Regions from separate parts of the Homo sapiens genome. Here all the other regions are linked to region 1. Evidence: chromatin contacts called from ENCODE Hi-C or POLR2A ChIA-PET data. All regions are on one chromosome and are shown on one strand. Each heading gives the region's core, a stretch centred on a gene start or an enhancer-like site at or near the end of the contact. The rest is flanking DNA. Distances are from core to core; before and after follow the strand shown. Region 1 holds the start of RPS29 (ribosomal protein S29). Region 2 holds the start of CDKN3 (cyclin dependent kinase inhibitor 3). Region 3 holds the start of GNPNAT1 (glucosamine-phosphate N-acetyltransferase 1). Region 4 holds the start of MIS18BP1 (MIS18 binding protein 1). Region 5 holds the start of CNIH1 (cornichon family member 1).

Region 1 (2,700 bases), core at 89-2,588:
ACATATGTTGTTGGTGCACAAACGTTGTATGTTGAAGTCTTGGAGATAATCCTGTTTCCCACAGATTAGAAAATTTTGAGGGCAAGGAGCAAGTTATATCTAGTTTACAAATCTCTGACTCCCCTCCTTCCTTAATCATATAATACAATGCCTAACTTAATGATTGGGTAGGGGGACCCCACTAGAACCCTGACATAACATACCTTAAAGAAGTGTTGTATTTCAATTTATAAAAGTTTATATGTAAAAGTTTCTGGAATTGTTGCACCCTGTGCTACATTTTATAAATCTAGTTAAAGCTTTGATTTCAGAGCAGTTTTATCTGGAGGCATTATAAATGACCATATGGAATGTAGGTATCTTTCAGCAGAAATTCGTTTATTGACATTGGTTTTTTGCATTTTTGCATTTGCTTTTCATTACTTGTTTTGTCACCAAATTATCTGGTCAAAGCAACATACACTGCACATTACTTGTTTATTACTTTACATTCAGCCAATTACATTTAAGAATCAAATACACTAAATGCCAAAGAATCTCATTTTTTTTTGGAATGGTGTAGGTGTATTTCTTGGAGGAGTGTGTCAAAAAAATAAATTTGAAAACGTACTCTCTTTAACAAAATAAAAGCAAACCCTACCGTTGACTCGTGATCATTACAGCTGATTTTAAGTTGTTTTGTAAATTTATTCCAGTAGGTGTCACTGGTGAGTCGAGGAAAAACTCCTTTCCCAAGTGTAACGTTTTAATTAAAAGAAAGTAAAAGGTTTAATCAATAAAAAAGACTATGAGAATATTCATCTCTTGAGAGTCCAAAATTAACGTATTTATTGTTCAAAAGAGACGGGGTCTCGCTATGTTGCCCAGGCTGGAGTGCAGTGGCTATTCACAGGCGCGATCCCACTACTGATCAGCACGGGAGTTTTGACCTGCTCCGTTTCCGACCTGGGCCGGTTCACCCCTCCTTAGGCAACCTGGTGGTCCCCCGCTCCCGGGAGGTCACCATATTGATGCCGAACTTAGTGCGGACACCCGATCGGCATAGCGCACTACAGCCCAGAACTCCTGGACTCAAGCGATCCTCCAGCCTCAGCCTCCCGAGTAGCTGGGACTACAGGCACGCGCCACCGCGCCCGGCGGTCGGATACCGGCGCAGAATAGCACTAGAAGCTGTGGTATGGTGACGTCATCAACTGGGCCAGCCCACAACGCCTCTAAGATTTCATTTTACTCACCCAGCGAAACAACCTGACCACACTGCGCACGCGTTTCCTTTGAGCACTGCATTCTGGGTAAACTGTCTCAAAAATTTGAAGAGCGCATGCGTGGGCCAGCTTCTTCCTTTTACCTCGTTGCACTGCTGAGAGCAAGATGGGTCACCAGCAGCTGTACTGGAGCCACCCGCGAAAATTCGGCCAGGGTTCTCGCTCTTGGTGAGAAATAGTTTGTGATTTTGGGGAAGCGTTGCCGTGGAGCGCTAGGCTGCTTAAAATCTCAAGTAGAGGAGGCCACGGGCGGCACGAGGGAGCACGCCGACTGGGAGTCGCTGGTGCCGCCATTACAGGCCTGTACTGTGGCTTGGGAGTCCCGGGATGCGGGTAGTAGCCGTCTGAGTGCGGAGTCTTGTAATTTCTATGACCTGCAAAACCGCTGTCTCTTTTCTTACAGTCGTGTCTGTTCAAACCGGCACGGTCTGATCCGGAAATATGGCCTCAATATGTGCCGCCAGTGTTTCCGTCAGTACGCGAAGGATATCGGTTTCATTAAGGTAGGCGTCTGCAGGCGTACTCCATGTTGTTTGGGCAGAGAAGGTTGTGGGGGTTATTTTTTCCGCGAAAGACAAACGGACAGATCTTCCCTGGAGTGGTAATTCTGAGCATTCGACCAAGAGCTTTTCCTCTTTTTTTAGTTGGTAGCTGGTGACAGTGTTGATGGTTTGGGCAATCAAATTAATAGAATGGAGAAGGTGAAGGACTTAGTCTTTCCTACTCCCTTTTTTACCTAGATAGCTTAGCCAGTTTTAGGTGCCGTGTATTGTGTTTGGTGAAATTCACTTTAGAGAAGCCACTAAAATTGTTTTACATTTGTTTCATTTATCAATCTTGTAAGTACCTATTCTCTTTTTTTTTTTTTTAGAGATAGGGTCTCCCTCTGTCGCCCAGGTTGAAGTGCAGTGGCGTTGTTACGGCTCACTGCAGCCTCGAACTCCTCCTGGTCTCAGGCGATCCTCTTGCCTTGGCGTCCCGAGTAGCTGGGACTAAAGGCTCTTGCCACCACGCGCGGCTGTACCTAGATATTTTCTAACCAAATATATGTATTAACCGCTGACCCCAAGTTTTTTTTTTTTTTTTTTTGAGTCGGAGTCGCACTCACCCAACCTGGAGTGCGATGGCGTGATCTCCGCTCAGTGCAACCTCCGCCTCCCCGGTTCAAGCGATTCTCCTGCCTCAGCCTCCTGAATAGCTGGGATTACAGGCGCCTGCCACCATGTCCGGCTAATTTTTTTATTTTTAGTAGAGACGGGGTTTTACCATGTTGGTCAGGCTGGTCTCGAACTGCTGACCTCGTGATCCGCCTGCTTCGGCCTCCCAAAGTGCTGAGATTACAGGCGTGAGCCACCGCGCCCGGCCAACCCAAAATGTTTGAAAGCGTCATACACTGGAATGAACTTAAAGTTTGGGGCCGGAAAGACATTGTTAA
Region 2 (2,700 bases), core at 133-2,632, 4.8 Mb before region 1:
AAAGAAAAAGTTGAGATACTGGTGTTCAGTTCCTTCCAAACTCGGGGATCAGATAACTCAATGGGGACAGGTGGAGAAAGAGGCCAGGAGTGAAGGACAGCTGATGTCCCTCCACATGGCAACATAGGGATTAGCAATTGTAAGCACCTAATGCTCTTTCTAGCTCTGAAGCTATATTCTACAACGGTCTTGGTACTAGAAGATCACAGGACGGCTAATTTAGGCTACGGACTTTTTTTTCTTTCTTTCTTTTATCTTGAGATAGGGTTTTGCTCTGTCGCCCAGGCTGGAGGGCAGTGGCGTGATATCCGCTCACTGCAACCTCTGCCTCTTGGGTTCAAGCTATTTGCGTGGCTCAGCCTCCCGAGTAGCTGGGACTACAGGCGTGCACTACCACGCTCAGCTAATGTTTGTATTTTTAGTAGAGACGGGGTTTCACCGTGTTGGCTAGGCTTGTCTCCAACTCCTGGCCTCAAGTGATCCGCCCGCCTTGGCCTCCCAAAGTGTTGGGATTACAGGCGCGAGACACCACCCGGCCCTAGGCTATGGATTTCTGTTGCTTTGGCTCTATCTGAAGTATTATAATCAACTGCACCCAAAGGAAAGGCTTCCAGTAGGTTGTCAAGCCGGGCAGTAGGAAATATGGGTTAGGTGGGGGATCTTCAGCTCCTTGCCTGCATCTGTTTTTTCTTTAAAGCAACTTTGATGATTCATATTTCAAATTTGTGTGGCCCATTCACCAGGTTTATTAATCCTAACAGAGCTGGACGTTTCTGCTTCCCCAGGCCCTGTGATTCTGAACGTCACGGGAAAAGAGCAGCATTGCCAGGTGGCCCTGGGGCATGGTGACAGCGGTGGTGTCGCCCACAAGCCGCGGCGTGGCATTCGTACTCAAGGTTTCCCCAGGCCCTGTGGGCGCAGGTAGCGCCCGGCCACCCTTCGGGGCTGGGGTATCGCGCCCACTCATCGCTGACACTCAAGCTCTTCGGCTCGGTTTCCTCGGTACAACGAGGCTCGGCCCTCTTTGGCTGGGCGGCTGGGAGGCTTATGAGACCCCGCAGGGGACAGGTGACAGCCCACAGCAGGTGCACAGCGAATGTCCGTCTTTCCTTCGTCGGCCACCGACCCTGCTCCTTCGTCTCTCGTGCCCGTGCTGGGCCCGTGCGAGTCACCTCCCCGACCCGCAGAACGGTTACGGCGCCAGTCGCACTGCTACCAGGCTAGGGCTGCCCTCCGGCCCAGGATCGGGTCCCCGGGACCGCTTGCGTCCCTGCCGCCTCGCTCCTCCAAACCCCAGCACGTCCGACTCACCGGCTTCATCGCTGGCCGCCCCACGTCGAGACCAGTGCCGCCTCCCTCTGCAGCGCCGGCGACTCACCGGTGCCCCGGCCGAGCCCGCGCCCCGCAGCTTAGCTCACTGGTTCGTCCTTCTGTGAGGTGGGCGCGGCGTCTTCCAGCAACCAATCAGATCCGCTTCTGGTTTCTTACTCCGCCTTTGGGTGGCCGAAGACTCGGCCTCTAATCGCTGACTGGTTCCTAGAAGACCTTTGAAAGACGCGCGGGAGGCGGGCCCTGTGGGACGTTGATTGGCTGGGAGGGCGCCCTCCTCCCGCCAGTTGGGAGAGTGCAGGGGGCGGAGGCGGGGCGGAAGAGTCAGAAGGCGGCCCTAGCGCTTGGGGGACGCTGGAAAGCTTTGCTTCTTGATGGCAGGATGTCAGCGTGGTCCATACGGTTGGGAGGTGATTTTTTTTTTTTTCTTGAGACGGAGTTCGCTCTTGTTGCCCAGGCTGGAGTGCAATGGCGCGATCTCGGCTCACCGCCACCTCCGCCTCCCGGATTCAAGCGAGTCTCCGCCTCACCCTCCCGAGTAGCTGGGATTACAAGGATGTGCCACCAAGCCTGACTAATTTTTGTATTTTTTGTAGAGACGGGGTTTCTCCATGTTGGTCAGGCTGGTCTCGAACCCGGGTTGGGAGTTTTTGTGTTTGTGACGGAAGTCTTACTATGTTGCCCAGGCTGGCCTCGAACTCCTGTCCTCAAGCAATCCTCCCGCCTTAGCCTCCCTTGTAGCGGCTACGGTAGGGAGTTTTTGTTTCTTTAAGTTGTATTTTTATTTTTTATTTTTTAAGGGCTCAGGGAAGCACTGTATTGGATCGTCACATGAAAAACATCACATAGACTTTGTAATTATATCTAGACATACAAATACTAGGGAAAAAACTAAAAATTTAGAGTATAAACATATTTTATATGCTTGAAGTTTTAGTTTATCGTTCCAGAAACTAGACAAGTTACAGTGTAGATCAATATTCCTGTCCCCCAAATATGAATTAAATTATATTGTGTGAAAGGGAAATTATAAAATGCCAGGTAAGATAGGTCTAAGGGCCAGTGTGTCTACATAATTAGCTGTAATCTTTTAAAAATGTGAGTATTTCTCCGCCTTCTCCAGTCCCCATTTAACTAGCCATGGGAAAGGAAGTCGCCTGGAGCAGATCTGAGAAAAATATGCAGAAATTTCAACCCCTGATTCATGTTGTGAAAGCCAATGGGTATAGAGCTATTAGAAGGAATTCCTTAGTAAAGAAGGTACCACAGTTTGATTTAGAGACTGTATTAGCTAGTCATGGTTGCCCAGAGATAAAGAATGAATAGGATGTGTATATATGGATATAGAAACAGATTTATTTTAAGGAATTG
Region 3 (2,700 bases), core at 188-2,687, 3.2 Mb before region 1:
AGGTGTGAGCCACTACGCCCAGCCATGAGTGTTTATTTTATTTATGCCTTACATATTCTTTTTTTTTTTTTTTTTTTTTTTAGAGACAGGGTCTTGCTCTATTGTCCAGGCTGGATTCAACCTTGTGGGCTCAAGTGATCCTCCTGCCTCAGCCTCTGGAGTAGCTGGGACTACGGATGCATACCACCACATTCTGCTCATGCCCTATATATTCTTTTGTATGTATGGGTGTAAAAACAGAGATAAAAACAGAGATATGGATGCCATCAACTCACTGATGTTTGAAGTTCTGAGAAAGCATAAATCAGTAAAGGAGTTAACTGAAATTTAAATCTCACAAATGAGCAAAAAATATGATTTCTGGTATATGATCTATGGGGTTCTTTGAATACTATTGCTTAAGAATAAAATACTTTGCGATTTCAATAAATTGAAAATTATGGTACAAGGCAAGGAAGGGGAGCTACTAGCTATGAGACTTTTGTAAATTATGTAACATCTCTGAACCTCTGTTTCCTCATCTGTTAAAATAGGGACAAAGTGCTACTTAGGTAAGACACTTCAGAAATGGGGCTCTGAAAAAAGTCACTTTTCTTCTCCTAACGAAAGGTTTCTAAACCTCAGCACTCCAGACATTTCAGGCCAGGTAATTCTTTGTTGTGCGGCGCTGTCCTGCGCACTGTAAGGCGTGAAGCAGTATTCCCGGCCTCTACTCACCTGTGCCCTCCACCATCTGTAGATTCCAATGACATCTCACCCCAGATGAGAGGCTGAAAATGATTCATACATTGCCAAATGTCTCCTGGGAGGCAAAACTGTTGCAGTGGAGAACCGCTGTCCTAACCCCATGTTCATCCAATAAAGGGTTTGAGGGACTGAGAAATGAAACAATAGTCCCGAAGGAGTAGAATGCAGTGGCCCCAACTCCTAGTTTCATGAAGGCAGGAACTGTGACTCAGAGGCCTGGGGATGCGGAGCTCTGAACTGCCAGCTGGTAGGAAAAGTCCTAATTAATGGATTGAATCATGAAGGGAGGGCAACAAGGAACAAATGGAGAGGGCCAGTGGCCGAGCCTTCGGTCTCAGGATCAAAGAGGCCCACACTGGTCACCACTTACGCTGCTGGGCTGACTGCTAGGTAGACGTATCTGCAGATAAACCGAGACAATGACGCGGTGGGAAAGGCCTTGGGGAGCGAGGAGGAGGAGCCGGGAGAGGCCAGCTTTGGTCCGGCGGCCACCGCCCCAGGCGCCGCGACTCGAGCCTCAGGCCCCGCCCCTCGCCCTCCTGGTCCCGCCCCCGCTCTCCGAGCCCCGCCCCTCGCCCTCCTGGTCCCGCCCCCGCTCTCCGGGCCCCGCCCCTCGCTCTCCGGGCCTGGGCGGGTGGCGCCTTGGCCTCCGCCTCCGCTCGCCTGCGCGCGGCCCTGCGTGAGGGGGCAGAGGCGAGGTGGAGGCGTTGGCGCTGCCACGTCTGGGCCGCGGTTCCCAACTGTGGCGCGGGCGGTGGAGGAGGAGGTGGGGCTGGCGCTGAAGCCGGATCCGGATCCGGTGCTGTGCACACTGGTGGGGGAGAGTCCGACGCGCCTGGCTAGGAGCGCCGACCGCAGGGCCTCTACGGGTGAGGAGGGACCGGGGCCGGGGCGCGAGAGCAGGACCGTGTGTCCTGGGGGCTGGGGCGGGCCTGCCCTCAGGTTTATCTAACAGGTGTGTCTGGTGCCCCGGCCAGGCCCCCGGGGGTGTTGTGTGGAGGAGCTGGGCGTTAATCCTCGCCAGCTGGGTGCACATGGTGTGGAGCGCGGTTCCCAGGAAGTTGAACGCACGCGCGCCTGGAGCAGAGGTTAAGGATGATGGCCAGCGGTCCGGCCATACGCTGGTCTTGGCCTGGCAGGGCTGGAACTGGGACTGGGGTCGGAACTTCGCTCCCCAGACTTTGGCGTGGGAAATGAGACAGTTGGTCGCGCTCTCTGCAGCCATCGGTTTTGAATGGGCACGAACGTCCCAGGCCCCTTCTCTTCTCCCATTCCCGGGCGCATCCCACGGTGGTCGGAGCCATTGAGGCAGCTGCTCCGAAGACCACCTCCGCACCGAGTAGGTCGGCGCTTTCCCCAGGGTACAGAGGGACATTCTTTGTCTCTTTTTCCTAGGCTCCTACCCCTAGAAATACCGAGTACTGTACTGTGATTTCTGTTGCGGGAGCTGATGTTTATGTAAGCCAAACTAATTTAAAATTTTCATACAAAATTGAACGGGCGATTATAGGATTCGTTTTGTTAGGATAATCCCTCATGAACGAATCCTAGAATGGATCTTAAGAAATTAATTTAGGCAGGATTTGCTAAATAGGGGAGAGAGCGCTAGCTGTATGGTATGATGATGTAAAGATTGGGGTCTGTTGAGGATGGTAATCGAGCTCAAGATGCGAAAACGAGGATTCTAGCCCCAAGTCACTTACTTGCTGTGTTACCTAAGGGGCAAGTCTTGGGAGTTCCAGGTGCTCCAGCTTCCTCATCGGTAGACTGGGAATAACGCCTAGATTGTAAAGGTCAAACTATCAGAAAATACTTTTGAACATTCATGCAGTTACACAATTTAATAAATATGGCCAGGTGTGTTAAAAATCTTTAACGGAATAGATTCAGAATGGATTCTTGTTATCGAAATTGTTATAAAATGAATATAAAGGAATCCGAAGTCCGCCCCTC
Region 4 (2,700 bases), core at 82-2,581, 4.3 Mb after region 1:
ATTTAGTACATGCAGGATTTAGAAGGGACTGCAAAAGTCACTTTAAAAAAAAATTACCACCTTTTCAGTAAAGCCTCTTAATGGGGAAATGTGGTATGTGACTAGAAGTTGACTAATTTTCTTAGATGGAAGTATAAAATAAAAAGAAGCTCTGTTGTCACAAATGCGGATGGGGGGAAGAGGACAGACTTCATGCAGGACTGGAGTTGGACAGGGTTCAGGGCTGAGAACACACCTTACTACCCTGGCTTCCCCTTCTCTACTTTCAAGACTGAACCAATGTGCCCTATACAAGGCGAAGAATACACCCGGTCACTCCGCGGTGGTTAGAGTGGAGATTCACTGGGTGCAGTCTAAAGCGGGACGCAGTCTGGGGGCCACCGTCACAAGCTGCTTACAGCAACCTAGAGTTGTCGAGATTAATGTTTCTGGAATGTGAAGTGACTTAAAAAAAAATTAATCACTTCCTGGCTCGGTGCGGTTGCCTGTAATCCTGGCACTTTGGGAGGCCGAGATGGAGGATCGCTTGAACCCAGGAGTTCCAGACTAGGCTGGGCAACATGGTGAGACCTCCTCTCTACAAAATAAAAATAAGCCAAGCATGGTCGCGCGCGCCTGTAGTTCCAGCTACTCGGAGGCTGAGGTGGGAAGATCCCTTGGAGTTCCAGACTGCAGTGAGCCGTTATTGCGCCACTGCACTCAGGCCTAGGCGACAGAGCGAAACCCTGTCCCCCACGCCCAAAAAATCGTATTTCCTGAGGGAACAGTTCCAACTAAACATCCCACTTTGTGCGTAACTTTACATTCAATCCATCATCACCTCAAGAACAAAATGTTCTTTCTCCGCCTCAAACATGGAGGACAGAAAAACAGAAGTTCTCTCAAACCCACCAAGCACGCTGTTTTCCTGAGACGGAAAAGAAGGATAACAGCCGCTACGGCGCACAGCCTGTAGGGGAGGACGGCAACCAGGAAAGGCCAAACTTAGCCGCAGTAGTGCCGGGGCGTGCTCGCGGCCCACGGCGTCCCACGTCGTCCCACGTCAGCCTTGTCCCGGCAGAGCTTCACGAGAGGAAAGGCGGGATTCAGGGTGGGCGCGTGCCCTACGAAGACGAAACGAACTTTGAAGACAACTAGAGGAGCTCGCCCCCTGCCTGTGACAGCTTAGGGTCGCCTACTTTTTGTGGACACACTGCCGTCCACGGAGTGCAGAGGCCGCCTGCAGTTTTCTTGCGTCCCTGTGAGACGCACGGTGGCGCAATTCCCGAGCGTGCCAATCCCGGGCTGGCTGGAGGGCGGGCTCTTCAAATTTGAATTGCGGAAGTGTTTTGTGTGTTAGAGAACGTCGCGGAGGAGGTAAGCGTCGCTTGGCGCCTGGCCGCCGCGGGCAGGATACACCGTGGGCCTGAGGCGCGAGCCCGGCGGCGTGCGGCCCTCTCTCCGCGCGGAGCCGAGCCGGAACTGCGGCAGTCTCTCCCTGCCAGGCTCTTCATCCAAGGTACGTCCTCCCCGCGCCCTCCGCTAACCTCCTACCGCGGGTCCCCGCAGATGGTGGGCGTCTGCCCTTTAAGCATCTCGGCTCACGCGGTTTTATTTATTTTTTTTGTAGATTTCTGGCTTTGGTACGGATTTTATACTTCGCACTCGATGTTTACTTGTTGCGTGTCTACTGTACTTAAGAGAGTAGAACACGATTGCTCAAATTTATTTCGATGGTGAGCGTTCTAGGTCTTTGTTCTAAAATAAATTTTTTTTTTTTTTTTTTAGAATACCAAGTGGGAAAATTGTATTCCTCAGTACCCAACTCTTCCCCTTGGGACCCCAGGACCCACAGGGCTATAGAAGCAGTTGATCATTCAGCTTATGTTTTCTTCTGGTTAAATTGCATGCTTGTTGCAAACATCTTTAGATGTTAATAAAATTATTTAGAAAATGGTCGGGCGCGGTGGCACACGCCTGTGATCCCACACTTTGGGAGGCCGAGGCGGGTGGATCTTTTGAGCTCAGGAGTTCAAGAAAATGGTAGGCCACTTCATCCTGGCCTTCAAAGATAAACACTGTTTACAATTTGGTTCACCGCTTCCAGAGTTTTTCTCTATGCCTGTATGTGTTTTATTTATTTACTTAAAAATTTTTTTAAACAAATGCAATTCTATGTTGTTACTTTCTTTTTCAATTTAATGTTTCTTGGATACTTTTCCATATAAGTACATATATATCTTTTTATTGAATACATAGAGTAAATTGTATGGATGTGGCGGGATTTATTTTGTCCTTTATTGGTAGACATCTGGGTTGTTTCATTTCATTTTATGCTGCAGTGAACTTCCCTGTGTAGTGGGTGTGTAGACTGTTGCCTGTTGGTAAATAACTGAAGCTATGGAGTCGGGTAGAATCGGTTCCTCTTTCTCACTTATTGTCAAGTGACCTTGGGCAGCTTACTTAACCACCTTATACCTTAATTTCTCTTTTTTCAAATTGGGAGTAATAACAGTACTTAACTCTTTAGAGTTGCTGTTAGATTATATAGTGGCTGGCATGTAAATATTCAGTAAATATCGGCAATTATGGTACATATATATTTGCATTCTTACGCAGATGTTTCTATAGGAAAAAACAAGTTAGAAGTGGAATTTCCGTGTCAATAGTATGCATACTTGCATTTTGAAATTAATATTTACCAATGTGATATGAAAAAGA
Region 5 (2,700 bases), core at 23-2,522, 4.9 Mb before region 1:
TTCCTCAGTCATGCTAGACAATTTACAAGTGCCCAATGGCCACATGTGGCTAGTGGCTACTGTATTGGGCAATGTTTAGGTATCGAAAATTTTCACCATCACAGAAGGTTCTATTGCACAGCACTGGACAGACCCTGCTTCTAAACTATTCTACGCAATTTGCTAGGTGAACGATCTTTAATGCAAATCTAAACATGGTCTTCTTTTGCTCAAAAGCCTTCAATGATTTTCTCTTCCATCAGCAGCAATCAGTTAATAGAGTTTTTTTCTTTTAAAAATGGTTGTAATGGAAAGTTAAATCAATTTTGAATCAATTTTGTGTGTTAAGACCAGCATTAAAAACAAGTAGCAAAAGAGAGAAGGGAAAGTACTTATGGATCATTAGTACAGTTTTGTGAAATTTTTGTTTTGGTCATATCTATATTTCTTTGCCTCTATAACTAGATTTCCACCTCTTCATAACTTGATGTCTGTATGATATTCCACTGGGTTGCAATGAAAAAAATCTTTCTAGTTGTGTGTGGTGAGCAAAAAATTTGGGCTTATGGGATAAGAAGTCTGAGCTCCGTAATGAAGCATTATAAGGCCCTCTATGATCTGATCCCTTGCTAATTCATTTCTAAGTCTCACCACTGTCTTGCACTTAGGTTCCATTAATACAGAATTGCTGCTGGTTTCACCTGAGACACGAAGCTTTATTTTTCTTTTCTTTTTTCCATCTCTGTTGCGTTTCCTCATTCTGAACTGTTTCCTTGGACTGCCAGTTCTACCTTCTTTTTGCCTGGAGAACTTATCATCATCTAAGGCCAACTTAGGAAACACCTACAGCAGGAATCCTGCCTAAATGCTCCAGGGCGGGCTGGCTGTCCTTCTTTGACCTTTCAGAGCATCCCACACACATCCGTTTACGGGGTTATAATAACGTAATTATTTATTTAGGTGTTCATTTCCGGCACTATACTAAGTTCTTTCAGTGCAGGTACTATCTTATTCATCTTTGTATCTGAAGCGAGAAGCGCGGTACCTGTAACAAACTAGGCATTCATTCAATAAATATTTGTTGAAAGAATAAACGCAAGAAGGAAGGAAAAATCAATCAACAACTGTGCGGACAATGTCAGTGCAACGCAGACTCCGGCCATCAGAGGGCGCCGGGGCGGCTGGGCTGGTGCGCAGGCGCGCTGAGAGGGCTGGCGCCGCGGCGGTAGCGGTGGCGGTCGCGGCTGTGGCCGGGGGAAGTGAATGGTTTTACCCAGAGGGCCCTGCGCCGCCTTTCTCCGCTGGCAACGGCGCCGCTCCCCGCTCCTCCTCCCCAGCCATGGCGTTCACGTTCGCGGCCTTCTGCTACATGCTGGCGCTGCTGCTCACTGCCGCGCTCATCTTCTTCGCCATTTGGCACGTGAGTAGCTGGGGCTGGGGAAAGGAGGGCGAGGCGGCAACACAGCCTCTTTTCGCCCCGGGCCCGCGGTCCGGGCCGCCACGGCCGCCGGGGCTTTGCGCGTCGGGGATGCGGCCCGGCTGGCACGGGCCGCGCGGCGAGGGGTCTGGGGGCCGCGGGTACTGGAGGAGCCGGGGCGCGCAGTCGCCAGGTGGACGCGCCCGCGTTGCCTCGGCACAGGCCGCGCGCACCGCTACTCCTCCCCTACTGGATGGGGCGGCCGCGGTCCAGGCGGGCGCCCGCGGTTCCGCGCTGCGTTCGCACCGACCTCTGCCGGCCCGCGGCCCTGCATTCCCGGGGAGGATGTCGACAGCGCGGTGGGACGGCCGTAGTGTGAATGAAGTTTTCCGAATTTTTGTTAATACAGATTGACTTTCTTTTAGGGTTTCCACAGAACTGTGGCCAAAATGTAACCTACTTAGGGTGAATTTCCAACTCTACTTTTCAGCACTTGTTCGGTGCTCTTCAAATCAAATCACTTTTTTTCTCTTTTTCCAGATTGTTGTTTCCTGGTGAACTTTGATGCAAGTTCAATTGATTACTTTGTTGATTGCATGTGCGCGTTTCCCCCCCAAATCATACTTTGACCGCTGGAGTTTCAACAGGCAGCTTTCCAAGCCACCCTTATATTCAGGATTGCTTGATTTAGTAGAGGGAGTTTTCATTTGATTTTGAGATGCTCAGAAACCTTAAGCTTTTCTGGGGCAGTATTTATTTCTGTTACACACATCATCATCACTATTGCAGGGTGGAAGCACAGCCTTACTGGTCCCTCTAAGGAAAAAGTCGTAAGTTCCCTGTGACATAGTTCTACAGAGATAAGAATTTCTGTTGCTTTAGCACAAAATTAAAAGCCTTGAGAGCCTTCTGGAAATCATTCATTAAAAATTTATCTCATACTTGCTTCTCTTTTCCCCATATTCCAGTGCCTTCTGGAATGTTGCTTTTAATTTGAATGACCGCGTTCACTCTTACGTAGATTTTAAGTCAGGTTTCATCATGCCAGTAACAAGGATTTCTATGAAACATACGGAGGGGCAGAATGATTAAACAGCAGCAGCGTCTTGTGCAAAAAAGTCTCGAAAGTGGAAGCATATCACAAATCCATTCCTTTTTGCTAAGCAGTGTGATTATGTTTACAATTATTTTAGGACCTGACTGCTTATTGTAATCAGGAATACTTATGTAGGCTATTAACTGTGTCGGAAATAACTGCTACCTCAGAATGCTTGTCAGTAGGAGCAGTAATTTGAAGAGCATCT

What was found. A loop is a pair of places that touch in the nucleus more often than their neighbours do. ChIA-PET counts read pairs that join two places held with the same protein, here RNA polymerase II (POLR2A). Pooled maps may share reads with other maps.
Region 2: a loop to region 1 is called in a map of naive thymus-derived CD4-positive, alpha-beta T cell, with 14 times the contacts of the local background. The contact joins the promoter of CDKN3 here to the promoter of RPS29 in region 1. A Hi-C loop is called at or near these places in 1 of 168 maps with a recorded cell type or tissue (naive thymus-derived CD4-positive, alpha-beta T cell) and 8 of 50 pooled maps. POLR2A ChIA-PET finds 5 or more read pairs at or near these places in 2 of 52 experiments (K562 and T-cell).
Region 3: a map of B cell shows a loop between it and region 1 (17-fold over the local background). The contact joins the promoter of GNPNAT1 here to the promoter of RPS29 in region 1. A Hi-C loop is called at or near these places in 2 of 168 maps with a recorded cell type or tissue (B cell and CD8-positive, alpha-beta T cell) and 4 of 50 pooled maps.
Region 4: a loop to region 1 is called in a map of B cell, with 16 times the contacts of the local background. The contact joins the promoter of MIS18BP1 here to the promoter of RPS29 in region 1. A Hi-C loop is called at or near these places in 2 of 168 maps with a recorded cell type or tissue (B cell and CD4-positive, alpha-beta memory T cell), 3 of 37 single-sample maps with no recorded cell type and 13 of 50 pooled maps. POLR2A ChIA-PET finds 5 or more read pairs at or near these places in 3 of 52 experiments (Panc1, activated naive CD4-positive, alpha-beta T cell and naive thymus-derived CD8-positive, alpha-beta T cell).
Region 5: a pooled map shows a loop between it and region 1 (8-fold over the local background). The contact joins the promoter of CNIH1 here to the promoter of RPS29 in region 1. A Hi-C loop is called at or near these places in 6 of 50 pooled maps.

What each region holds. Positions count from the first base shown.
Region 1 is chr14:49,585,018-49,587,717 of GRCh38, reverse strand. It overlaps RPS29 (ribosomal protein S29), which reads left to right and starts at 1,338. Exons shown (of 3, transcript NM_001032.5): 1 at 1,338-1,433; 2 at 1,669-1,768. The coding sequence starts at 1,372. It also overlaps RN7SL1. RefSeq lists enhancers at 778-1,287, 1,160-1,659, 2,258-2,307.
Region 2 is chr14:54,395,689-54,398,388 of GRCh38, reverse strand. It overlaps CDKN3 (cyclin dependent kinase inhibitor 3), which reads right to left and starts at 1,382. Exons shown (of 8, transcript NM_005192.4): 1 at 1,312-1,382. The coding sequence starts at 1,320.
Region 3 is chr14:52,790,344-52,793,043 of GRCh38, reverse strand. GNPNAT1 (glucosamine-phosphate N-acetyltransferase 1) reads left to right here and starts at 1,437. Exons shown (of 6, transcript NM_198066.4): 1 at 1,437-1,616. LOC105370500 (a long non-coding RNA gene) reads right to left here and starts at 1,256. Exons shown (of 3, transcript XR_943867.3): 1 at 718-1,256. RefSeq lists enhancers at 815-1,329, 1,330-1,843, 1,951-2,040, 2,121-2,210 and silencers at 1,241-1,460, 1,561-1,640.
Region 4 is chr14:45,251,833-45,254,532 of GRCh38, reverse strand. It overlaps MIS18BP1 (MIS18 binding protein 1), which reads left to right and starts at 1,331. Exons shown (of 17, transcript NM_018353.5): 1 at 1,331-1,498. LOC107984674 (a long non-coding RNA gene) reads right to left here and starts at 1,242. Exons shown (of 4, transcript XR_001750746.2): 1 at 892-1,242. RefSeq lists enhancers at 683-742, 813-1,002, 164-1,113, 1,023-1,202, 1,303-1,362.
Region 5 is chr14:54,439,946-54,442,645 of GRCh38, reverse strand. CNIH1 (cornichon family member 1) reads left to right here and starts at 1,272. Exons shown (of 5, transcript NM_005776.3): 1 at 1,272-1,399. The coding sequence starts at 1,319. RefSeq lists enhancers at 929-988, 865-1,663 and silencers at 1,069-1,338, 1,379-1,738, 1,749-1,798.